2 separate regions of the Homo sapiens genome follow, and region 2 is linked to region 1. A link is an interaction called in ENCODE POLR2A ChIA-PET data of the cell type or tissue named here. Cell type or tissue: GM12878. All regions are shown on one strand. Region 1 overlaps FBXO34-AS1 (FBXO34 antisense RNA 1). Region 2 overlaps ATG14 (autophagy related 14).

What was found. Peaks named below come from ENCODE experiments on the same cell type or tissue, not always from the same donor. Only the 100,000 strongest peaks of a DNase experiment are listed, where the experiment ranks them.
Region 2: POLR2A ChIA-PET joins it to region 1 with 7 read pairs; 5 of 35 experiments call an interaction of 5 or more read pairs at or near these places.

What each region holds. Positions count from the first base shown.
Region 1 is chr14:55,260,712-55,265,711 of GRCh38, reverse strand. It overlaps FBXO34-AS1 (FBXO34 antisense RNA 1), which reads left to right. Exons shown (of 2, transcript NR_184222.1): 2 at 2,556-3,481. Among named protein-coding and RNA genes, the nearest start is that of FBXO34, 8.2 kb to the left of the region's middle. In GM12878, no CTCF peak of the experiment used is centred here; no DNase peak of the experiment used is centred here; H3K27me3 peaks cover 150 bases.
Region 2 is chr14:55,370,995-55,375,994 of GRCh38, reverse strand. All of the region lies in intron 9 of ATG14 (autophagy related 14), which reads left to right. It also overlaps a transcript of FBXO34 not described here. Among named protein-coding and RNA genes, the nearest start is that of ATG14, 38 kb to the left of the region's middle. In GM12878, no CTCF peak of the experiment used is centred here; DNase peaks (open chromatin) are centred at 1,338 and 2,034; H3K27ac peaks cover 738 bases.

The DNA of each region.
Region 1 (5,000 bases):
CCTCAGGTGATTCGCCACCCGCCCCCGGCCTCCCAAAGTTCTGGAATTACAGGCGTGAGCCACCATGCCCGGCCAAGCCTATATTATTTTTTAAAAACGACCACATCATAAGGTGTTTGTCTTACTTGTGATAAAAGAAAAACTTTAGACAAGTTAAATTTAACAGAGTTTAACTGACCAAAGAAAGATTCACAAGTCAAGAAGCCTCCTGAGTCAGAGTAGGCTCAGAGAGACTCCAGCACAGCCACGTGGTGGAATAAGATTTGTGGACAGAAAATGGGAAGTGACATACAGAAAACGGAAGTGAGGTACAGAAACAGCCACATTGGATACAGCTCAGCGTTTGCCTTATTTGAACACAGTTTCAATAGTTGGCCACCTATTGGCCAAAACCCGGTGGCTGGTACAAGCCAGGGGGTTTAGTACTAATAGGTAGGTTAGTCTGTTTGCACATTCAGTTAGGTTTCAGTTTACTATGCATGGAGAAATTTTTGGGCTGAACTTAAAATATGTAAGGAGGCAGCTTTAGACTAAACTTGATTTAACACTTGTTTTCCTTTTTTCTTTGTTCTTTTCTTCCCCCATGCGTGATTGCTCGCACATAGTCATTTCGGTAGAGGGTAGTCACTACTAATTGATTAACTTCATATCCTAACCCTCAGGGGCTGCCCACAAGATTAATGAACTTGTTTTTCCAAAGAACAATGATTCTTGGGTCATTCAGACCTCCTTGATGGCATTCAGAAGTTTGATCGGCCTTGATGGCATTCAGAAGTTTGATCGGCCTAGGGATCTCACCTTCCACGTAGCTACCTTTCTCATGGAAACACTCAATCATGTTCAAAGGCAGGTTGGATTTGAGAGTTTGCCTGTCCTATCCTCACAATTTGGCCAAATTGAATAAGCCTTCTCTGCTCCTAAGACTGACATATCTGTGTTTGGCTTACTGCGCACCAGGTACTTGAATCTGGCTTTTGGGGTTCTACAACAACAATGGAATAATTTATGTTCAAATGCTAGAAAGATTTTCTGCAAGGACAACAGTGATCTATATTTAGAATCATTTAGCCCTTGCAATTATGAAAGATGGAAGACGTTTTTGAAAGGAAGATGGAAGAAAATGAGGGACCTTGCTCCTTAGGAAAGTGGGATGTTCCCCAGGAAGTGTTCTCTCCAAAGCCAATGGAGTAAGATTAAAAGACATGATCCAGGCCAGGCGCGGTGGCTCACCCTTGTAATCCCAGCACTTTGGGAGGCCAAGGTGGGTGGATCACTTGAGATCGGGAGTTGGAGACCAGCCTGGCCAACATGGTGAGACCCCCCCCCGTCCATCTCTACTAAAAATACAAAAATTAGCTGGGTGTGGTGGTGTGCGCCTGTAATCCCAGCTACTCAGGAGGCTGAGGCAGGAGTATCTCTTGAATCCGGGAGGCGGAGGTTGCAGTGAGCCAAGATCACGCCATTGCACTCCAGCCTGGGCGACAGAGCAAGATCCTGTCTCAAAAAAATAAATAAAATAAAATAAAAAAGACATGATTCGGATGAGGCCATAGACCCTGGAGCTTGAATCCAGAGGTTGGGACCTTTTAAAGAACCAGGAGATGGAAGAGCTGTGCATAGGAGACTAGAAGACAAAACGGTAACATTGCCTTAAGAAATAGAAGGCAAAAAAAAAAAAAAAACCACAAAATGAGAACGCAGGTTTGCATAGCCCGCTAATTATTATAGCACAGAAGGAATTAAACCCAGCTGCATTCCAAGTACAAAAATATAGCAGGCAAAGGGAAGCAGCTCATCACACACACACACACACACACACACACACACACACAAAATCTTGAAGCCGTTTGATTCTTCTCCCCGCTCTTAGAATAAAATCAGAACCCTTTACTGTGGCCCAGTATAATCAGACATGTTCCTTTTATCAACTCTCTTTATTCTCCCAACTTGTCTCAGCTAAAATGTCATCGCCTCAGAGAGCCTTCCTTAACTATCCAGTGTAGTATTTCAGCCTTGTTTTCCTTTGCAGTGCCTCATGCCTGGTACATAATAGGCACCCAATAAATATCTGTTGAATTAATAAAAATATACTTTCTTTTACTAAAAGATTTAATCCAGGCCACAAATGTTACAGTGGATGACTAATAAAAGTAACATGAGTAGAGCGACTTGTACATTAAAAATAGGACCTGAATAAAGGCAAAATCTAAGTCATTGCTGCAAATATATGACCAAAAGTAGGAACATCTGAGCCCTACAGAACCTAGCCAACCAGCCAGTCATGATTTTGATGCTTCAACACAAATTACCCGTGATTTAATTACCTAGCTCACCCATTGATTACAAGGATATTTACATTAGCCACTTGGCATTTAGATAACCACCAGTATTCATCAGGTAATGCCAAATAACTTGTGTTAACATCTTTTATATTTTTAATAAGCCCCTGGTCTGTTTGTTGAGAATAGCAAGATAGAAAATGGTGTGAGCGTGGGAGTCACTGCCCTCTGACTGCCTACTGAACAGCAATTTCCCCTTTTCTTGCTTGTTAACAGAATCCTGATCTGGGCTACCCTATCTGTGCTTCTGGTGAGGTGGGCCCAGAACCATCGTGTGAATAATGATTGACCTCAGCTAGTGGTTCTCATGGAGTGATTGATTTTGCTTCCCAGAGGACATCAGCAATGTCTGGAGACATTTCCAGTTGTCACTACTTGAGAGGAAGCGTGATCGGCCTCTAGAAGGGAGAGACCAGGGATGCCGCTGCTCAATATCCTATAATGCACAGAACAGCTTCTACGACAAAGAGTTATTCCACCAAAAATGTCAGTAGTGCCAAGGTTGAGAGAACCTGCTCTAGGGTAATCAGTGTGGTCCCAATCTCCCTGTCAGTAACTGATTCAACTCACATAATAATCTTATGGGAGTGTGATGTAATTCTAGCCAATAAAATGCAATGGGAAGTTGGCCGAGATACTTCTGAAAAAATCTTCTCTTACCCCTAAAAAGAGACATTCATTTTCTGTTGAAATGCATTACTTTCCTAAATAAAATCATATTTACCAACAACGAGAAAAAGAGAAACATGCAAGAAACCATCTGTTTGCTGCTAGATGCCATTGTGTCTGCAATGTGATATCTGGAACTATGGCTGTCATCCTGGAACCATGAGAGGAGTTAGCTGAAGAAACAGGAGGATGGCAAAGCGGAAGGATGGAAGTTACCTGAGGCTGAGGACATCAGTGCACCTCTGATTTAACCAATCCTTGAGACTTCTTGTTATATGAGATAATAAATTCTATTGCTATTTAAGTCATGTATAGGGCTTTAAAACATTTCATAGCTGAAAACATCCTGATATATATTTTATATTTTTATTTGATATGTGGAAGAGAAAATAAAATATGGGAGGAAAGACACTAACCTCCTTTGGGGGCAGGCTCTACAATTGTCCAGTAATAAAATAATTTTCTTTGCTGTGCTTCCAGAATGATCTTAAACTAATGATACCAGAAGTTGATAAAATCAGTGGGGGAAACAGTCTGTCTATTAATGCATAAGATTGTGTTATTTAAGTAAATGAGTAGGCACTCATGTGACATTTTGAAATCTTCAAGAAAATGATATTTTCCAGTCACTGCAATTTAATTTGGGGGAGCCTGCAGCATTAGCATGAGACCAGCCAGCCTGTCCTTATTCTTCTCAAGCCCTAGCACACCTAATTCACAGGCACCTGCTACAGCAAAGGAGGAGCTGCCTGGCTAAAACAACCTAGTTACATCAGCCTGCTAAAAATGGTCCTAGGGATAGATTTTGCTCAGCATTGAGTTCTTTGAATAACAACAACAAAAAAAACCCAGCAACTTATTCTGCAGTTTTAGGGTTTGCTGACATTTTTTTACCAGGCGTAACTATGCTTTTATTGCCAAGTCTTACTTTAAAATACCAAAGACAACTTTTCAAAAAGCGGAGCTTGGATATCAAGATTTCCTTACCAAAAAAAAAAAAAAAAAAAAGCATTTGTTTTGTTAATTAGTATTGAACTTGAATAGGGGTGCCTTCAGATACTTTCCTTGGAAAAGTTTATGGTGATTTGGCCTTTTTTATTTTTTTGAGACGGAATCTCACTCTGTCACCCAGGTTGGAGTGCATGATCTCGGCTCACTGCAACCTCTGCTGCCCAGGTTCAAGCAATTCTCCTGCCTCTGCCTCCCGAGTAGCTGGAATTACAGGTGCCTACCACCACACCTGGCTAATTTTTGTAGTTTTAATAGAGACAGGGTTTCACCATCTTGGCCAGGCTGGTCTTGAACTCCTGACCTCATGAACCACCTGCCTCTACCTCCCAAAGTGCTGGGATTACAGGCGTGAGCCACCACGCCAGGCCAATTTGGCTTTTTTTTTAGTGTACCATTATATAGGCTCGATCATGCCACTATATTATAGTTCACTGTCACTGACAGAGAATCCCACTGACCTTTCACAGCAACTCACGCCTTGCCCCTTCTTAAGACTGCTGAGCTATACATATTTTTGTGTGCCTTCAGCAAGACACACTCTGAACAGTAATGCCTATATGTATCACTAAAGTCAATTGAGCCTTTTTGTCCTTTCTCTTGATGTCCCTCCCCTCAGCAAAGCCAAAGTGTACCTTCAAAGTAGCATAAGGACGACCTTATAAAATTACTGAAGGTGTGAGCATCTCATTGCTCCTCCTGATTCAGAGCTATTCTGGTTTTCTTATCTTGGAGCTGACATTTTCACTCGCAGATTATATGCTCCTTAATGCCCCATTGCTCCTGTGGCTTCTGCCATCTGTTACTTTTACTATTGCTGCACTTTTCTAGCTTTCTGTGTTTCTTTCTCTCTCCTGCCTCTGTCCCTACCGTATCTCCAATATATTTTGACTTTCTTTCCAATAGGCTTGACTTCTATAGTCATCACTAGCCAAGAAGACTCCTGTTGATCTACACATGACATCCCTCTGGTCTCTGCATGTC
Region 2 (5,000 bases), 110 kb before region 1:
AAATGCAGTTCCCATTAATAATTAGGGGGGAAAATTACTAGCAAGTTAAAAGTAGATTATTACTAGTGGATATCTATCATAAACCTACAAGGAAAGTTATACTTCATGGCACGTTACTTACATAGATACTGATGTAATTTATGCAATAGATTACATAGGAACAATCAAGGATGCCTACTATCAGTGCTGTGTTAACAGCTCTGAAGGCCTTGCCAAGGCAAAGCATTTTTAAAAAGAAGTGAAGTGTATTTATATTGGAAAGAAAGAAACTAAGTTGGGAGTATTGTAGATGGTATAATTATTGAACTGGATATCCAAGAGAACTAAGAAACTGTTTGAAATGATAGTTCAAACCAGGCATGGTGGCTCACGCCTATAATGCCAGCTACTTGGGAGGCTGAAGTGGGAGGATCACTTGAGCCCAGGAGTTCAAGACCAGCCTGGGCAACATAGTGAGACTCCATGTCTACAAAAAGTAAAAAAAAAAAAAAAAAAAAAAAAAAATTTAGCCCGGCGTGGTAATGCATGCCTGTAGTCCCAGCTGCTGTGGAGGCTGAGGTGGGAGGGTCGCCTGAGTTGAGGAGCTCCAGGCTGTGGAAGTTTGTGCCACTGCACTCCAACCTGGATGACAGAATGAAGCCCTGTCTCTTCACAAAGAAAAAGATAAACATACAAAAAACAGTTGCTGTCTTGTGTGCCAACAACAACCAGTTTGGAAATTTAATGGAAAAAGTATTCCTTTTACTGTAGCAGCAAAAACTATAAATTCCATAGCAGTGATCTTAATAAAATATATGTAAAATGATTATAAAAATTATGAAGCTTATTTTTATTCCACATGTATTATTTGAATGGCTCTACACACCGTATGAGGAGTGGAGCTGAAAGAAAGCCACAGGCAGGGAAAACCCTTATGATTTTCCAGGATGAGAAGGCTCAGTGTTGCAAAAGGGCTACTTCTCAAAAGGAAGACTGATCGTATTTCATGGAGCTTTGACAAGCTGATTCTAAAGTTCAACTAGAAGTATAGTCTGCAAGGAAGTTTTGAAAACAATAATGAGGGATGGGGTTGGTCCATTTAAAACATAGCATAAAGGTAATTAAAACAGAGTGCTGTTAGCATGCAAATAGGTGGAGTGATTAGAGGAAGAAAATAGTCCCGAAACAGACTCTTGTATATGTGGAAATATAATCTTATGATAGAGGAGGCGTTGAATCAGATAATGGTTCAATAGCGTTGGGCCAGTTGGGTATTCATATGGGGGAAAAGTTGAGTTCATACCACATTCTATATACAAAAATAAAATCCAGATGATATAAAAAACCTTATTTAAAAAAATACAGCTATAAAATAAGCAAAAGGACAGTGTTTTATAATGATAGGGTGGTGAGGGAATTCCCAAGTAAGCCACAAAACCCAAAAACCATAAAGGAAAGGAGTTAGACATCTTCCTGTGTCAGAACTCTGAGTGTGTCTAGTGAAAGCTGCCATAAACAAAGTTAAAAGACATGTCATAGATAGGTTCCACAACCTCTATAACAGACAACAGATTAAAATCTAGACAACTGAAATCTTTCAAATCAGTACAGGAAAGACCAACAACCTATTAGAAAAATAGACAAAAGATTAAAACATGCGGCTCACACAAGAAATGTAAGTAGTCAGATCACTTGAGCTCAGGAGTTGGAGGCTGCAGTGAACTGTGATCACTTTTGTGAATAGCCACTGTACTTCAGTCTGGGCAACACAGTGAGACCCCCATCTCTTTAAAAAAAAACATTAAAATAATAAAAAACTTAAAATGCAATTCAAAACAAGTTTCCATTTGCAACCATCAGTTTGACAAAAATAGGAAGGCTCGATGAATCCAGCGTTGCTGGTAGTTGAGGGAAAAAAGCACTCATACTGGAGGTGAATTTTTGTAGCGGGTCTGAAGTTTTCTGTAGGCTTACTCTTGAGTCAGGTTTTCCATTGAGAATTGCACACACAATTAGGCTGTGAGTCACATCTAAGTTTATGGCCAGAGGACAGGAAGTAGAACTTCAGGAGTCCCCTTTTCACACCTGCTTCATCAGAATCAAAGTGTAGAGAAGATTGTTCATGGAACCTGGGTGGGATTTCCTGTTTCTGTTCAGACCGGCACAACTGAGGATTCTATTCTGAAAAGATAAACTTTTTTTTTTTTTTTTGAAACAAATTTAAACTTACAGAAAAATTACAAAAAAATAAAAATAGGACCAGGCATGGTGGCTCACACCTGTAATCCCAGCACTTTGGGAGGCTGAGGTGGGCGGATCACTTGAGTTCAGGAGTTTGAGACCAGCCCGGCCAACATGGGAAACTGCATCTCTACTAAAAGTACTGAAATTATCTGGGCGTGGTGGCGGGTGCCTGTAACCCCAGCTACTTGGGAGGCTGAGGCAGGAGAATCGCTTGAACCCAGGAGGCGGAGTTTGCAGTGAGCTGAGATCGTGCTGCTACACTCTGGCCTGGGAAACGGAGTGAGACTGCATCTCAAAATAAAAAAATAAGTAATAAAAATAGTACAGTCATATACACCCTTACCCAGATTGACCTATTAATATTTTGCCCATTGCTTATCCTTTGTGCAGTTTCTGTGTCCATCAATGCACACACTCCCACATATTTGAAATAGGATATATTATAAAAGTGACTTTTACAAAGCTAGAAAGATCCTTTTGTTGCCTTAATTGGTAGAATACCTCCCTGCAGCACCATGAGAAAATGAGTATTCCTGGTTCAGGGTCTTGAATAAAAAGATATCCATTATTCAGCTAAACTAAAAATTAGGAAACAATTTTATAATCTTAATTCCCCAAAGACATTAAGCAAAATAGGATGAATTATTTTGCTAGTTGGTTGTGTGTGCTGTGTCTCTAGCTTGGGGTCTGGCAGGCAGGTGATGTATCTCTAATCTAGAAGTGGGAGAGGCACTGGGTGGAGAAACATCGCAGGGGCCTCTCCTCCTGCTCTGTGGCTTCTCAGAAATGTAGGTTGATCATTGGAACCAAAATTGTTCCATACTGGCCCCTTGAGGAGTCTTCCATTCAGTCGCTTTTCATTGTACTTAGCTGAGCGCCTGCTCCGTGCCAGGTGGGTTTCTCCACGCAGAGAACCGGAGTCCACCGGGAACTTGGACATTTCCTCCTCTCTGTCCCTTCTGCCTGTCTCCTGGGAAAACTAAGACCCCAGGATTGGAGAAGGCAGCATCAAAGAAGAAAACAGGCTGAGCCTTGGAGGGAGGGAGGAAAGAAGGAAGGAGCTGTGGTAAAAAGGAAGGAAGGAAGGAAGGGAGCAGGGAGGAGCGAAGGAAGGAGCAAGCTGTGGAAAAAGCTGACTGGGGAAGAAAGGAAGGGAGGGAGGGAAGGAGGAAGGGAAGGAGTGAGGAAGAAAGGATGGAAAGAAGGGAGGGAGGGAGAAAGGGAAAGAAGGAAGGGAGGAGTGAGCTGTGGTAAAAAGCTGACTGGGACCTTTGGGGGATCCTGGGGAAGATGAGAGACTTAGCCTGGCAGTCAGTTCTGAGGTCCCCTAGACTGCACAGCTGAACAGAACAGAATCAGAGCATCTTTGGTTTAGTAAAGGAGGGAGCCCAGGGAAGGAATTTAAATTGTGAACTTTTTTAGTGGGTGCGTGCCAGGAGGAGAGAGGCAGCTCTCCAGCAAGAGGAGGCAGATGGGAAAGTGGTGGTGATATGGTGAGGACCTGGGCCAGGGTGACAAATTGAGAATGGAAAGGGGGCTTATTTAATGATAACAGGTAGCCCTGGTGACCCCAGACAGAGTGGGAGGTGGGAGGGGAGGAGTCCCAGCCAGCTAAAGTTTTGAGACTGGTTCAGATATGTGAGATGAGCCTGAGGGTTTAGTAACCAGAGGATATTTGGGAGTGGCGCTAGGAGAGGAATCGGAAAAGATGGCTCTAGAGTAGAACTGTTTGCCAAGGAAAAGAAAAAGGGGAGAAAAGAAATGAAGTGCAAGGAGAAACTTGAGAAGAGGGTGCTCAGAGCTAAAAACTGCAGTGGCCATTAGTTTGCTGGCAGAGAAATTCAAGGGGCAGTAGAAAGTCCTACTCCTTTCACCCTTGCAAAATACTGACTTCTGGGCAGGGTGGGGCCTAGTAAACTTGAGAGCACCCCTAGTCTGAGGGGCTCTTTGTTTTTTTGTTTGTTTTTTGAGACAGAGTCTCGCTCTGTCGCCCAGGCTAGAGTGCACTGGCGCCATCTCGGCTCACTGCAAGCTCCGCCTCTGGGGTTCACACCGTTCTCCTGCCTCAGCCTCCTGAGTAGCCGGGACTACAGGTGCCCGCCATCACACCCAGCTAATTTTTTGTATTTTTAGTAGAGACAGGGTTTCACTGTGTTAGCCAATGGTCTCGATCTCCTGACCTCGTGATCTGCCCGCCGCAGCCTCCCAAAGTGCTGGGATTACAGGTGTGAGCCACCGCGCCCGGCCTGAGGGGCTCTTGGAAAATGTAAATTGCTCACTGGAGACCAAGTGGGAAACCCCATGGCGTATCTTCCAATTTAATAAAGCCCTAAAAACAGTCCCTGGAGCATAAATGTTAGCTATTATTATTGCTTAATCCATCTGGGAAGCACAGGTGTCTGGGAGGAATGAGGGCTGCTTGCTTCTGTAAAAAGTGAGTCAACGGTGCAGACCTGGTGAGGTGCGTTGGAAGCCAGTGCTAGCCATTCATCATTGTGAAGGCTGTGGAGAATTTGGGACCATAGGCTGAAATGGCAAGCTATACGATTCTAGGCTCTCATTTCTGCCTGCTATTTATTTCGACCTCTCCTATTTTCCCCAAAGTCGTTATCAGTGAAACCCTTAAATGAACCAAGGCATCGTGTGCTTATCTTGGGGGCAGCAGCAGGGAGAGAGCGGCACCTTGGTCCCACCCTGTAGCTGGTTGCAGGGCAGTTCCCTGGAAGGCAGTGGGTGGGGGTGGCTGCCTACAGGGAGGACATGCAGCCTGGCTGCCC